Linked DNA regions of Homo sapiens: region 1 is linked to region 2. A link is a loop called in an ENCODE intact Hi-C map of the cell type or tissue named here. Cell type or tissue: psoas muscle. All regions are shown on one strand.

What was found. A loop is a pair of places that touch in the nucleus more often than their neighbours do. Peaks named below come from ENCODE experiments on the same cell type or tissue, not always from the same donor. Only the 100,000 strongest peaks of a DNase experiment are listed, where the experiment ranks them.
Region 1: it touches region 2 in a loop (4-fold over the local background); 1 of 110 quality-filtered maps calls a loop at or near these places.

Annotation. Positions count from the first base shown.
Region 1 is chr3:46,144,127-46,152,126 of GRCh38, forward strand. No RefSeq gene overlaps it. Among named protein-coding and RNA genes, the nearest start is that of CCR1, 60 kb to the right of the region's middle. In psoas muscle, no CTCF peak of the experiment used is centred here; a DNase peak (open chromatin) is centred at 3,125.
Region 2 is chr3:46,374,417-46,382,416 of GRCh38, forward strand. CCR5 (C-C motif chemokine receptor 5) reads left to right here. Exons shown (of 2, transcript NM_001394783.1): 2 at 1-1,790. The region is part of intron 2 of CCR5AS (CCR5 antisense RNA); the gene reads right to left. Among named protein-coding and RNA genes, the nearest start is that of CCR5, 7.5 kb to the left of the region's middle. RefSeq lists a silencer at 4,090-4,199 and an enhancer at 5,811-6,312. In psoas muscle, a CTCF peak has its summit at 4,136 (motif pointing left); DNase peaks (open chromatin) are centred at 4,145 and 6,515; H3K4me3 peaks cover 817 bases; H3K27ac peaks cover 1,381 bases.

The sequences.
Region 1 (8,000 bases), 230 kb before region 2:
TTTTCCTTCACTCTGCAGGATCTGAAAGGACACAGACTCCTTTCCAAAGAATGCTGTGTATTGAAATGCAGAGAAACAGAAAGTAGATCACAAAATTAACTCTGTGGAAGTGGTTACAGGACATCTCAAAAGGTCTTGGCATCAGCTGTCCCTGGTCTCCACTCAGTTCTGCCCTCCTAGGTCTCCTTTTGTTCTTTCTCAATGAGCCCCACAGAAGTCCTCTTCCTTTTTCCCTTTTGCACACCCATGTACACATCCATGATCACACCCCAGGCTCCATGACCCATGACCCACCTCTGTGCCCACTACTGCCTGCAGTGCTGCCCAGGCCAGGGAACGTTGCACTACTTTGATCTCTATGGTATTGATCTTTGGCTTCCACAAAAGAAGGGAAGCGGGCACAGCTCAACAATGCCAATTAAATTTTTAGTTCTCTTACAGAGATTATTTTATAATTGATTACAGAACAATGTTCTATGTAGCATTTACTGCTTAGTCAATTTTAAGGAAGAAAACACTGGTTAGGATTGCTAATGCGAAGGTGAATGGCAATGGTGAAGGTTCAAATGGATCTTGACAGACTGGGTCACTGAACTGAAAATAACAAGATGAAATTTAAGGAGAAAGAAAGTAAATCTGGGAATGCTCTGATACTTTAAAAAATAGCCAAATACAAAAATGAGATGGTAAGCGCTGTTGATGGATATCAGTTCAGGGGAAACAACTATTTTGTGACTAGGTCATAAGTAAAAAAGGCCTACTTACAACTAGGCTAATAAGAGCCCATCTTGAGACACTTGCTAGAAAAATGATTGTGAAGAGCTGATTATTACCAGGCTTAGAAAACAAATGTAGTCTACTCTCCTACCATCTACCCAGCACTTGGGAAGAATCAAAGACTCACTATGGATAGTTTATCTTCGGGTTGAATGAACAACTGGTTTTGGAATATATACAATGATCACCACACATATAATTCAGCAGCCCCATTACACTAAGTAACGGTCAACTCTTTTAGATGTGGAGGGTTAGCAATAAGGTCTCAATTCTGATTCTGGTCTTTTTCCAGATGCTTTTCTGTCTTCAGTATCTGCTGTTCAGTTCTTAGGTCTTGGGCTACTCAGAAGTTGGCTGACTCAGAATAAGGACACCCTGTCCTTGTGAACAAATGGAAGAAAGTGAGGTCCTAGTTACTGAAGGGGAATGTGAAAGGAGCTGGATGACCTTCTGTTGACCTATTGCAGAGGGTATTCCTGCACTGGAATTGACATTCTGCAGAGTCTTTTAGTCTCCAAAGGGGTCAAATGTGGAACCAAAAAATTGAGAGCATTTTGACTCTAGTCTTGTAACATCTCGCTCAACAGTTGCCAAACAATTCTGAAATAAAATTTTAAATGTTAAAAAAATCAGATGCTGTGAGGACATCATGGTATCAAGCATCTGGATGGAAAAAGAGGAGTAAAGTACTGACTCCTAATAGATTGGATGGCTAGCTCTAGGAAGGATGGAAATTGTGACCATGGTGTCTGTATTATTTTCCCATTGCTGCTGTAACAAATTAACAAAAATTTAGTGGCTTAAATTAGTGCAAATGTATTCTCTTACAGTTGTGGAGGCCAGAAGTTTGAAATGAACCTTATGGGACTAAAATCAAGGTGTTGGGAGGGCTGGCTCCTTCTGGATACTCCAGAGGAAAATCTATTCTTTGTCTCTTTCAACTTTTCTTGGCTAATGGCATTCCTTTGCTTGTGGCTGCATCACTCCCATCTCTACTTTTGTTGTCACACTGCCTTTTCTTCGTTAGTATTCAGATCTCTCTCTACCTTCTTCTTATATTCTTGTGATTATGTTTAAGGCTTAGCAGGATAATCTCCCCATCTCAAGATCCTTGACTTAATCACACATGCAAGGCCTTTTTTGCTATATAAGTTCACAGGTTCCAGGATTAGAGCCTGGGTATCCTTGGGGGCAAGTATTCAGCCTCCCATGGTATCTTTATAAGAGGCCTCTTTCCTTTAAGCAGAAGGTGCTCATTCTTGGAAGCACTTGTGGTTGCCTTTCATCTTGAGGGTGGCAGGAGTCTCTAGCGCCACAGTTGTACACTACAGTATCTTTGGGGGCCAGCAGGGGTACATGTGTAGTTACAGACAACAAAAAGAAGTGGTGCCTACGGCTATATAAGGAGTACAGGGCATCCAAATATGATGGTATTAACATTAAAACAACTCACATCACTGCTGCTAGTCAGATACCATCAGTGGACTAGAGTTTAATAGTTTCTTATTTTGTACACATTCACTTTGTGTTTTTTATTGTACTGAAACTCCTCAAAAAGTCCAGAAAAGAAATTCCTTAAAGAATATTAACCTACATTTCTTTCAATTGAGAGAAGCCAGGGCTGGCCTCTAAAATCTACATACTCATAAGCTCAGATGGAAACAAAAATCAAATTCCAAATACAGGAAATGAGGTTTTCCACTAAAAGATCTTCAGTAATTCTTCCATCATTCAGTCATTTACATGTTTAAAAAACCCCACGAGTTCCTTATTAATCAGCCGCAAAATAACTTTAGTCATATTTGACCAAGCACATATCAGACCATCTAGAAGGTGTTCACCTTTTGCAGAGTGAGTTCTGTATTGGGGAGTTCCGGAGGAAGTAAGAGAGAGTTGTTGCCCTCTGCAAAAGCCATAATATGACAAGAGGATGCAGTTTTTAAAAATCATACGCATGTACCCTTAGCATTTTGGGCTTTACCAATGGGCATGAACAAGTGTGCTCCTGTTGACATTCATGTCCATAATTTGATGACTTTGAGCTCCTGCCTACTTGTCAAAAAGCTACTAAATCTTCTACCAAGTCTTATTTCACAAGATTTCTGGCACTTCCAGGGAGGTTGCAGGTGTCCATTCATCAGGCCTGGGCTTTGTTCCCCGACACAACCAGCAGAGCAGTAGTCCCCAGACACAACAGCTCTCAGAGCTGCCACTCCAAGCCAAACCTCCACTCCTGGGGGTAGAAATTTGCAGGGCCCAGTGAGGGTACGAAAAGCCCTGATTTGTCCACTGGCATGAGTGAGGGAAGGAGGGTTGGATATGCATGCGTGTCGGTTTAGTCATTCAGCAATGTCTGCGGTGACGGGGACAGCTGCCTGCTGGCGTCCTTGACACCTTCCTGGATCATGGTGTAACAACAAAACCAATGAAAATCAACCCCCTTGAGGACATGTTGGCCAAATGGTACAAACTTTCAGTTAAGAGTAAGTTCTGGGGACCTAACATACAGTATGGTGATGATCATTAGTAATACTGTATTGTAGCAGTTCCCAACCTTTCTGGCACCAGGGACCAGTTTCATGGAAGACAAGTTTTCCACAGACCCAGTGTGGCGGGAACGGTTTTGGGATGAAACTGTTTCACCTCAGATATCAGGCATTAGATTCTCATAAGGAGTGTGCAACCTAGATCCCTCATATGCACAGTTCACGATAGGGTTAAAGCTCCTATGAGAATCTAATGCTGCCGCTGATCTGACAGGAGGCAGAGTTCAGGTGGTAATGCTGGCTTTCCCTGCTGCTCACCTCTTGCTGTGCGGCCCAGTTCCTAACAGGGCATGGACAAGTACTGGTCCATGGTCCAGGGGCTGGGGACCCTTGCTGTATTGTATACTTGAAATTCACTAACAGTGTCGATCTTAAGTGTTCCCACCACAGTGATAAGTATGTGAGATGATGCATATGTTGATTAGCTTGATTGTGGTAATCATTCACAATGCTTATGTGTATCAAAACATCATGTTGTATGCCTTAAATATAAACAATTTTTTTTTATCAATCGTCCTTCAAAAATCTGCTTCAGGAAAAACAGAGTATTTTACGGTGAAGAATCTTGAAAAATACTACCTCAGCCAGATGACCAGTTAACATGAACAGGCATGAGGGATGTTGATTGTCTGTGCCCTTGATATCATGTGATGAGATAGGGACTCTGCTTTGTGGTCTTCGTCCCCAAAACCCATGCCTCCAGTCTAATTATGAGAAAAACATTAGACAAATCCCACTTGAAGGACATGCTACAAAATACCTGACCAGCACTACCAAAACTGTCAAGTTCACCAATAGAAGGAAAGTCTGAGAAACTGTCACAGCCAAGAAGAGCTGAAGGAGACACAACTACTAAATGTAATGTGGCATCCTGGACATAGAGAAAGGAGTGCTAGGTAAGTTGAAATGAAGTAAAAAATGTTAAGGGCAGCCAGAGAGAAAGGTCGGGTTACCCACAAAGGGAAGCCCATCAGACTAGCAGCGGATCTCTCAGCAGAAACTCTACAAGCCAGAAGAGAGTGGGGGCCAATATTCAACATTCTTAAAAAAAAGAATTTTCAACCCAGAATTTCATATCCAGCCAAACTAAGCTTCATAAGTGAAGGAGAAATAAAATACTTTACAGACAAGCAAATGCTGAGAGATTTTGTCACCACCAGGCCTGCCCTAAAAGAGCTCCTAAAAGAAGCACTAAACATGGAAAGGAACAACCGGTACCAGCCACTGCAAAATCATGCCAAATTGTAAAGACCATCGAGGCTAGGAAGAAACTGCATCAACTAACGAGCAAAATAACCAACTAATATCATAATGACAGGATAAAATTCACACATAACAATATTAACTTTAAATGTAAATTGGCTAAATGCTCCAATTAAAAGACAGAGACTGGCAAATTGGATAAAGAGTCAAGACCCATCAGTGTGCTGTATTCAGGAAACCCATCTCACGTGCAGAGACACACATAGGCTCAAAATAAAAGGATGGAGGAAGATCTACCAAGCAAATGGAAGGGGTTGCAATCCTAGTCTCTGATAAAACAGACTTTAAACCAACAAAGATCAAAGGAGACAAAGAAGGCCATTACATAATGGTAAAGGGATCAATTCAACAAGAAGAGCTAACTATCCTAAATATATATGCACCCAATACAGGAGCACCCAGATTCATAAAGCAAGTCCTGAGTGACCTACAAAGAGACTTAGACTCCCACACAATAATAATGGGAGACTTTAACACCCCACTGTCAACATTAGACAGATCAACGAGACAGAAAGTCAACAAGGATACCCAGGAATTGAACTCAGCTCTGCACCAAGTGGCCCTAATAGACATCTACAGAACTCTCCACTCCAAATCAACAGAATATACATTTTTTTCAGCACCACACCACACCTATTCCAAAATTGACCACATAGTTGGAAGTAAAGCTCTCCTCAGCAAATGTAAAAGAACAGAAATTATAACAAACTGTCTCTCAGACCACAGTGCAATCAAACTAGAACTCAGGATTAAGAAACTCACTCAAAACCACTCAACTACATGGAAACTGAACAACCTGCTCCTGAATGACTACTGGGTACATAACGAAATGAAGGCAGAAATAAAGATGTTCTTTGAAACCAATGAGAACAAAGACACAACATACCAGAATCTCTGGGACACATTCAAAGGAGTGTGTAGAGGGAAATTTATGGCACTAAATGCCCACAAGAGAAAGCAGGAAAGATCCAAAATTGACACCCTAACATCACAATTAAAAGAACTAGAAAAGCAAGAGCAAACACATTCAAAAGCTAGCAGAAGGCAAGAAATAACTAAAATCAGAGCAGAACTGAAGGAAATAGAGACACAAAAACCCTTCAAAAAATTAATGAATCCAGGAGCTAGTTTTTTGAAAGGATCAACAAAATTGATAGACCGCTAGCAAGACTAATACAGAAGAAAAGAGAGAAGAATCAAATAGACGCCATAAAAAATGATAAAGGGGATATCACCACCGATCCCACAGAAATACAAACTACCATCAGAGAATACTACAAACACCTCTACGCAAATAAACTAGAAAATCTAGAAGAAATGGATAAATTCCTGGACACATACACCCTCCCAAGACTAAACCAGGAAGAAGTTGAATCTCTGAATAGACCAATAACAGGCTCTGAAATTGTGGCAATAATCAATATCTTACCAACCAAAAAGAGTCCAGGACCAGATGGATTCACAGCCGAATTCTACCAGAGGTACAAGGAGGAACTGGTACCATTCCTTCTGAAACTATTCCAATCAATAGAAAAAGAGGGAATCCTCCCTAACTCATTTTATGAGGCCAGCATCATCCTGATACCAAAGCTGGGCAGAGACACAACCCAAAAAGAGAATTTTAGACCAATATCCTTGATGAACATTGATGCAAAAATCCTCAATAAAATACTGGCAAACCGAATCCAGCAGCACATCAAAAAGCTTATCTACCATGATCAAGTGGGCTTCATCCTTGGGATGCAAGGCTGGTTCGATATACACAACTCAATAAATGTAATCCAGCATATAAACAGAACCAAAGACAAAAACCACATGATTATCTCAATAGATGCAGAAAAGGCCTTTGACAAAATTCAACAACGCTTCATGCTAAAAACTCTCAATAAATTAGGTATTGATGGGACATATCTCAAAATAATAAGAGCTATCTATGACAAACCCACAGCCAATATCATACTGAATGGGCAAAAACTGGAAGCATTCCCTTTGAAAACTGGCACAAGACAGGGATGCCCTCTCTCACCACTCCTATTCAACATAGTGTTGGAAGTTCTGGCCAGGGTAATTAGGCAGGAGAAGGAAATAAACGGTATTCAATTAGGAAAAGAGGAAGTCAAATTGTCCCTGTTTGCAGATGACATGATTGTATATCTAGAAAACCCCATTGTCTCAGCCCAAAATCTCCTTAAGCTGATAAGCAACTTCAGCAGTCTCAGGATACAAAATCAATGTACAAAAATCACAAGCATTCTTATACACCAATAACAGACAAACAGAGAGCCAAATCATGAGTGAACTCCCATTCACAATTGCTTCAAAGAGAATAAAATACCTAGGAATCCAACTTACAAGGGACATGAAGGACCTCTTCAAGGAGAACTACAAACCACTGCTCAATGAAATAAGAGAGGATACAAACAAATGGAAGAACATTCCATGCTCATGGGTAGGAAGAATCAATATCGTGAAAATGGCCATACTGCCCAAGGTAATTTATAGATTCAATGCCTTCCCCGTCAAGCTACCAATGCTTTTCTTCACAGAATTGGAAAAAACTACTTTAAAGTTCATATGGAACCAAAAAAGAGCCCGCATCGCCAAGTCAATCCTAAGCCAAAAGAACAAAGCTGGAGGCATCACGCTACCTGACTTCAAACTATACTACAAGGCTGCAGTAACCAAAACAGCATGGTACTGGTACCAAAACAGAGATATAGATCAATGGAACAGAACAGAGCCCTCAGAAATAACGCCGCATATCTACAACCATCTGATCTTTGACAAACCTGAGAAAAACAAGCAATGGGGAAAGGATTCCCTATTTAATAAATGGTGCTGGGAAAACTGGCTAGCCATATGTAGAAAGCTGAAACTGGATCCCTTCCTTACACCTTATACAAAAATTAATTCAAGATGGATTAAAGACTTAAACATTAGACCTAAAACCATAAAAACCCTAGAAGAAAACCTAGGCATTACCATTCAGGACATAGGCATGGGCAAGGACTTCATGTCTAAAACACCAAAAGCAATGGCAACAAAAGCCAAAATTGACAAATGGGATCGAATTAAACTAAAGAGCTTCTGCACAGCAAAAGAAACTACCATCAGAGTGAACAGGCAACCTACAAAATGGGAGAAAATTTTCGCAACCTACTCATCTGACAAAGGGCTAATATCCAGAATCTACAATGAACTCAAACAAATTTACAAGAAAAAAACAAACAACCCCATCAAAAAGTGGGCAAAGGACATGAACAGACACTTCTCAAAAGAAGACATTTATGCAGCCAAAAAACACATGAAAAAATGCTCACCATCACTGGCCATCAGAGAAATGCAAATCAAAACCACAATGAGATACCATCTCACACCAGTTAGAATGGCAATCATTAAAAAGTCAGGAAACAA
Region 2 (8,000 bases):
GGGAGAAAAGACATGAATATGATTAGTAAAGAAATGACACTTTTCATGTGTGATTTCCCCTCCAAGGTATGGTTAATAAGTTTCACTGACTTAGAACCAGGCGAGAGACTTGTGGCCTGGGAGAGCTGGGGAAGCTTCTTAAATGAGAAGGAATTTGAGTTGGATCATCTATTGCTGGCAAAGACAGAAGCCTCACTGCAAGCACTGCATGGGCAAGCTTGGCTGTAGAAGGAGACAGAGCTGGTTGGGAAGACATGGGGAGGAAGGACAAGGCTAGATCATGAAGAACCTTGACGGCATTGCTCCGTCTAAGTCATGAGCTGAGCAGGGAGATCCTGGTTGGTGTTGCAGAAGGTTTACTCTGTGGCCAAAGGAGGGTCAGGAAGGATGAGCATTTAGGGCAAGGAGACCACCAACAGCCCTCAGGTCAGGGTGAGGATGGCCTCTGCTAAGCTCAAGGCGTGAGGATGGGAAGGAGGGAGGTATTCGTAAGGATGGGAAGGAGGGAGGTATTCGTGCAGCATATGAGGATGCAGAGTCAGCAGAACTGGGGTGGATTTGGGTTGGAAGTGAGGGTCAGAGAGGAGTCAGAGAGAATCCCTAGTCTTCAAGCAGATTGGAGAAACCCTTGAAAAGACATCAAGCACAGAAGGAGGAGGAGGAGGTTTAGGTCAAGAAGAAGATGGATTGGTGTAAAAGGATGGGTCTGGTTTGCAGAGCTTGAACACAGTCTCACCCAGACTCCAGGCTGTCTTTCACTGAATGCTTCTGACTTCATAGATTTCCTTCCCATCCCAGCTGAAATACTGAGGGGTCTCCAGGAGGAGACTAGATTTATGAATACACGAGGTATGAGGTCTAGGAACATACTTCAGCTCACACATGAGATCTAGGTGAGGATTGATTACCTAGTAGTCATTTCATGGGTTGTTGGGAGGATTCTATGAGGCAACCACAGGCAGCATTTAGCACATACTACACATTCAATAAGCATCAAACTCTTAGTTACTCATTCAGGGATAGCACTGAGCAAAGCATTGAGCAAAGGGGTCCCATAGAGGTGAGGGAAGCCTGAAAAACTAAGATGCTGCCTGCCCAGTGCACACAAGTGTAGGTATCATTTTCTGCATTTAACCGTCAATAGGCAAAGGGGGGAAGGGACATATTCATTTGGAAATAAGCTGCCTTGAGCCTTAAAACCCACAAAAGTACAATTTACCAGCCTCCGTATTTCAGACTGAATGGGGGTGGGGGGGGCGCCTTAGGTACTTATTCCAGATGCCTTCTCCAGACAAACCAGAAGCAACAGAAAAAATCGTCTCTCCCTCCCTTTGAAATGAATATACCCCTTAGTGTTTGGGTATATTCATTTCAAAGGGAGAGAGAGAGGTTTTTTTCTGTTCTGTCTCATATGATTGTGCACATACTTGAGACTGTTTTGAATTTGGGGGATGGCTAAAACCATCATAGTACAGGTAAGGTGAGGGAATAGTAAGTGGTGAGAACTACTCAGGGAATGAAGGTGTCAGAATAATAAGAGGTGCTACTGACTTTCTCAGCCTCTGAATATGAACGGTGAGCATTGTGGCTGTCAGCAGGAAGCAACGAAGGGAAATGTCTTTCCTTTTGCTCTTAAGTTGTGGAGAGTGCAACAGTAGCATAGGACCCTACCCTCTGGGCCAAGTCAAAGACATTCTGACATCTTAGTATTTGCATATTCTTATGTATGTGAAAGTTACAAATTGCTTGAAAGAAAATATGCATCTAATAAAAAACACCTTCTAAAATAATTCATTATATTCTTGCTCTTTCAGTCAAGTGTACATTTAGAGAATAGCACATAAAACTGCCAGAGCATTTTATAAGCAGCTGTTTTCTTCCTTAGTGTGTGTGCATGTGTGTGTGATGTATACAAAGAGAGAGATAATTGTATTTTTGTATTTTCTTTTAAATAATTTTTAAAATTGACCCTTTTCCTGAGACAAATTGCCAGAATAGTTTGTATTTAGAGATGGTACCTCTAAGAGTAAGGTTGCTGGTTGCTGAGCAATTGACTTGAAAACTTTTAAAATTCAAATTTTAATTCCACTACTCAAAAGAATTGCCATGTTTTAAAAAAGAGAATTGGTGCCATAAGTTAGTTGTCTATGTTTGAAAATGAAGAAGATATGCAACGTCATGGCCTGGTCACTTACCCGCAGCCCTGAGTTGTAGGCACATCATATGTGAGAATGAGGATGCTTTTCTTTCATTTAAAATCCCTCCCCAAAACTTGGCTCTAATTGCAGTCATGACAATCATGTACATTTGGATTTATGTGCACGAGTCTCTTACCCTGAGAGAGGACAGGTGCTACAGGTGGAGGGGACCCGTCTGGGTCACGTTCACATTTTGAACATGCTGGTTTTCAGTCACTGCACACTCATCTCCCAGCACAGGTCATGGGCAGCAGATGCAAAAGCTGCCCGTGGTCCTATTTGGAGGTGCATGAAATGAGCAGAAGACAGAACAGCTTGATCTGACTAGAAGGGCAGCTTGTCCCTACCAAGACTTGAAGGATTGCCTTTCATCTGTTAGGGTAAAAGGTAGAATGAACCAAGGAAGGGCAGGAGGGGGCTGGGGTTAGGGTAGAAGGAAGGGGCCATGGAGAAGGGAGATCCATCCCATAGGAGGAAGGCAGTGCGGCAGGGAGGTTTGAAGGTATCAGCTTTTGTGGCTGACATACATGCAGTCATGTCAATTGCTCGTTTTTCCTTTTCCATCTTATTAAATGTCTTCCAACGTTAGCACGAAGAAAAGCTATTTGCAGTGTTGCCAGCCTTTCCAGAGCCCGTCCCCATTACCTCCCCAGGCCCATGCCTTTACTCCTTGGAGTTTCAACTCACGACCTTCAGGATCTGACTTTATTCACCAACTCTGGGGTGAACGTACCTTCTGTCTCCACCCAGAGGTCTCTATCAAAGAGGAGATTGCATGCCATGGATAAAGTCAAAGTAGAGGTGACTGTCCTTAGGAAGAGTAATGTGAAAATTCATAAACTGGGATTCTGTTTACATTTTGTACTCCAGGGGTTCTTAGTTTAAATCGCTCTGAATAAATTAAGATGCAATGGCATTTCAACTGTTATGATTAAATTTACAAATCATTTATTTTCTATCACGGGGAGAGATAGAGCTCCAAATGCAAACATAACTGCTCAAGTGTTAACACTTATAATGAAAACATAAGAATTACCACCAACTACCCTGGGGGCTAGAAGCAGAAATGTGAACCAGAAAACAAATCATGAACTTTCCTTTTTTTTTTTGAGATGGAGTCTCGCTCTGTTGCCCAGGCTGGAGTGCAATGGTGCGATCTCGGCTCACTGCAACCACTGCCTCCCGGGTTCAAGCAATTCTCCTGCCTCAGCCTCCTGAGTAGCTGGGACTACAGGCATGCACCACCACGCCTGGGTAATTTTTTGTATTTTTAGTAGAGACAGGGTTTCACCGTATTAGCCAGGATGCTCTCGATCTCCTGACCTCGTGATCTGCCCGCCTCGGCCTCCCACCGAAGTGCTGGGATTACAGGCATGAGCCACTGTGCCCGGCCAACAAATCATGAACTTTCTAACTGCAGTTCCTTGTAGCTTGTTAACACATCCACTTACTTATTGTCAGAGTACGTGGAGATTTTCCACAACCCTCGGGGATAAGGCTGAACAGAAGAGGCAAAAACGTGAAAACATTTCGATAGCTCCTATACTTTGAAATAAAATTCACTGTAAAAGTTGCTTGTATTTTTCCAAAACAGAGTCAACCCTTAATATTTAAGATTCTGTATACAAATACATATTTTTATATAATTAATATATATTGTCATATGACATATATCTTTATATTAATATGCATGCATATAATATATATTTCCTTCCTAATTTTCTATAAGCAATTTTACAAGACTGACTTCTATTTGCCTCCTTATTGTTACTACGTGGTTTGATAATCCGTTTTGTGTCATTGTGATTCTGTCATGTTTTGGGGACTTATTTTTGTTTCTCTGGGTGGTCACTAGTTTTTTTAAAGCATTCATGGAAGAGTGTGAATCTTTTACAAGCTAGGAAGCCATGGCAAGCCTTGGGTCATACTGCCCCCGCGAGGCCACATTGGCAAACCAGCAAGGGTGTTCAACTTCCAGACTTGGCCATGGAGAAGACACACGAGGAGGCTTTTCACATTCAGCTCTTTAATGTTTGTCTCTGCCGGCACCATCCCAGTTGTGAAAAAGAGGTATTTCCACAGCGGCTCAGGGTAGGTAGTGCACAGCTCACATTCATCATTTCTGAAAACCGAGAGGAGTCTCCATTCGGGGTACAGGTTGATGCCTGTCGTGGAATGAAGGTTCCAACACCCAGACCAATCTCTGCAGTGTGCTGCTCTCATGAGCTTGCAACAAGATCAGAAAATGTTTTGTGACTAAGCATTTTTCATATTGCATAAAATGCTTCAAGCTCCTCCCTTGTTTCTCTCTATAATCCTGTATATCTGATGATTGTGGGTACCAAGTGTTTGAAATAATCAAATGTGATTTGATGTTGGTAAATTTCTTTTTTTTTTTTTTTTTACTTCTATTTTTTTTATTATACTTTAAGTTTTAGGGTACATGTGCACATTGTGCAGGTTAGTTACATATGTATACATGTGCCATGCTGGTGCGCTGCACCCACTAACTCGTCATCTAGCATTAGGTATATCTCCCAATGCTATCCCTCCCCCCTCCCCCCACCCCACCACAGTCCCCAAAGTGTGATATTCCCCTTCCTATGTCCATGTGATCTCATTGTTCAATTCCCACCTATGAGTGAGAATATGCGGTGTTTGGTTTTTTGTTCTTGCGATAGTTTACTGAGAATGATGGTTTCCAATTTCATCCATGTCCCTACAAAGGACATGAACATAGCAAAGACTTGGAACCAACCCAAATGTCCAACAATGATAGACTGGATTAAGAAAATGTGGCACATATACACCATGGTAAATTTCTTTATCATTCGCACTCTCCTTTCTCTATTATTGTTATTGTAACTGAACCGCAGATTAGTCACTCATTGCTTGCAGAATCCAATTAACAAGAGCGAGGTCAGATATAAAGAAAATGATTTATTCCAAACCTCCTTCAGGGAAGAGGTGCAGCCTCCTGCCTCTAAATGCACTGCTTCGCCAGGCGTGGTGGCTCACACCTGTAATCCCAGCACTTTGGGAGACCGAGGAGGGCAGATCACTTAAGGTCAGGAGTTCAAGACCGGCCTGGCCAATATAGTGAAACCCCTGCCTCTACTAAAAATACAAAAAATTAGCCAGACGTGGTGGCGGGTGCTTGTAATCCCAGCTACTCGGGAGGCTGAGGCAGGAGAATCGCTTGAACCTGGGAGGTGGAAGTTGCAGTGAGCTGACATCTAGCCACTGCACTCCAGCCTGGGTGACAGAGTGAGACTCTGTCTCAAAATAAATAAATAAATAAATAAATAAATAAATAAATAAATAGTAAATGCACTGCTTTGCTTTTGGAGCAGAAAGCAGGCACTTTGAAAAGGCAGGGGAGGAAGTGAGCAAGGGCAGGGGGTCTGCACACTGGCATGGTGCCTGATCTATCCAGGCAGTTGAATTGGCACTTTCATAGGCAGAAATAAGTTGAAAAAGTGGCCTAAAACTCTCTAGGTGGGAGTGGATAGTGGGCATGCCTTCAACCTGCCTTTCTGGAGGGTGAGTTCCATGGCAACCCCCTGAAGGGTGAGAGTTCCATGGAGATCATGCTTTGGTCTGTAAATCAGCTGTTAACTCTCTAGAAAGTTCTGTCTTGGAGCATATAGTTAGATGAACTTGCCCTGTAAAGAATGTCTGGTGAAGGGGAAGTAAAAGGTGAGATTTGCATTTCTAAAGGGCTAAGTAGAAAGTGGGGTACAAGAGGAAAGGAGAAAAGAGAAAATAATTTAAAAAATAATTGTAACTTATTCCCTTTTACTTAGAAAAAAGGGAATACTCAGTTACATTATCACCTCGTTTACATCAAACCCTCTTATGGAATCCTATGGTTTGAAAACAAAAAGGTTGTTGAGGACCAGTGAGCCCAACCCCTTTGCTTTATAAATGAAGAGCATTGCCTGCCCTAAGCCCCAGAGACTCTGATGTCGTGGGTCTGGAGTGGGCTCCAACAGCGGCATGTTTTGATGGTGCTTCCCAGTGGCACGCCAGCGATGAGCCTTTGAGTAGGGAAAGTAGGAGCACTCGTGACTCCCTTCACGATCAGCACCTGTGTGCTAATAAATTCACAAAAGCCAACATATTGGAGTCACTCAGGGAGTTTTACAAATAGTGAGGTTAAATCCAACCTCAAATAGTTCTGATTCGATCTGCCTGCATTGCTGCCCTGTGGTTCCCCACTGTAGAAGCTCCCCAGGTGATTCTAAGTGTAGCCAAGTCTGAGAAATACTGCCTAAAGCCTGTTGGACTGACAGCAAGGGCTGTTGTCTGAGCAAGACTTTGCCTGGCCTGGGGTGGCATGTGCACCAGGAAGAGTCTCAACTTTCATAACAGAACATTCCCCAAGCTGGTTTTTTTAAAGCATGTGAATCTAGACTTCATTGGCAATACCAAAGATCTGTATTTGAGGCTCCAAGTATTTCACTTTCATTTTTGGTTTTGGGTTATGTTTTCACCCTTCCTTTCCAAGTGAAAAGTAAACAGAAGTGGGATGTCTGGCGCCCATGCTGAGCTTGGCAACTTCAAATTCAATAGAGAAGAAGTCTCTTGTATAGAAAAGGGCCTGTCTGAGATGTTTCTCAAATAAATATAGATTTTGCTTATGTGGCTAAAGGATTCTTCTCCCCCCATTTCCTTATCCCTGCAGTGAGCCATCCTTCTTAACTCTTTCCATGAAAGCATTATTCCTGAAGAACTGGGAACTCATGCCAGCCCTGATCAGGCAATGATAATTCTGCAGAGAATTAGAATTTAGATTTAAATTGTCAACTCTTATACATCCTGGCATATGGTTTAAACACATGTACACACACACAAACACCTCCTACTATTTACTGAAGAGCAGATATCTGATAACTTAATCTTTTTGGTTTTGAGTCAAGACAATTCCTCCTTTTGAAACTGCATACCGCTGAATATAATAAAATGTAATTAAGATTAAAAATAAGAAACTAATGGGAGAATTTCAATATTGTCTATGTTCACTTTAAAATTCCTCTACTTAGGTTTACTGCCATTACCAAAGACTATTCAAAAATCCTTTTTAGGAGAATCCTAATGGTTTCCTGACATATAATCAAATAAGGACTCTGTTGATTGGCTAACTCAATCTTCCTGTGCCAAAAAGCAGAGCCCAGCAGAGAAGAGGGCAGGGACTTGAAAGTCAGACTGACTCGAGTTCCAGCCTTGGGGCTGTGGGAGCTTGGGCAAGTGACTTAACGTCTCTGGCTCTCAGGATCTAAAAGGATTTCCAGTAGTAATTTGGGGTGTTACTGATACAGGAGCTAAAAAGAAATTATTTAGGTGGTTAGTGAGGGTCAGAGAGTCCTCGGTAAGATTTGCCTTTTAACAAAAAGCAGCCCCAAAATCATTTGTTTGCTAACAAAGAGAAGCCTGTAAAATTGAGCTGCAGACATAGATAAGCAAGCTGGAAGCTTGCACGGGTGAATGCCGGCAGCTGTGCCAATAGGAAAAGGCTATCTGGGGGCCAGGCATGTTCAACATGGATTCTCCATCTTCCCTTTTCTTTGTCAACCAAGTGTACAGTAAAGGAACAGGCAACATGGCACGGGCCAGGTAGAGAACCCTTCTGCATAATAAAAGATTAGGGTGAGATGGCCAGCTTCTTCCCGTGCTATGTAAATGGCATACCTGGTCCAACCAGTCTTTTGGGCCCTGTGTAAATCAGACACCGCCTCCTCAAGTTAGTCTATAAAACCCCATGCATTTTACCGTGAAACTGGGAGATCCACTCGGAACCCC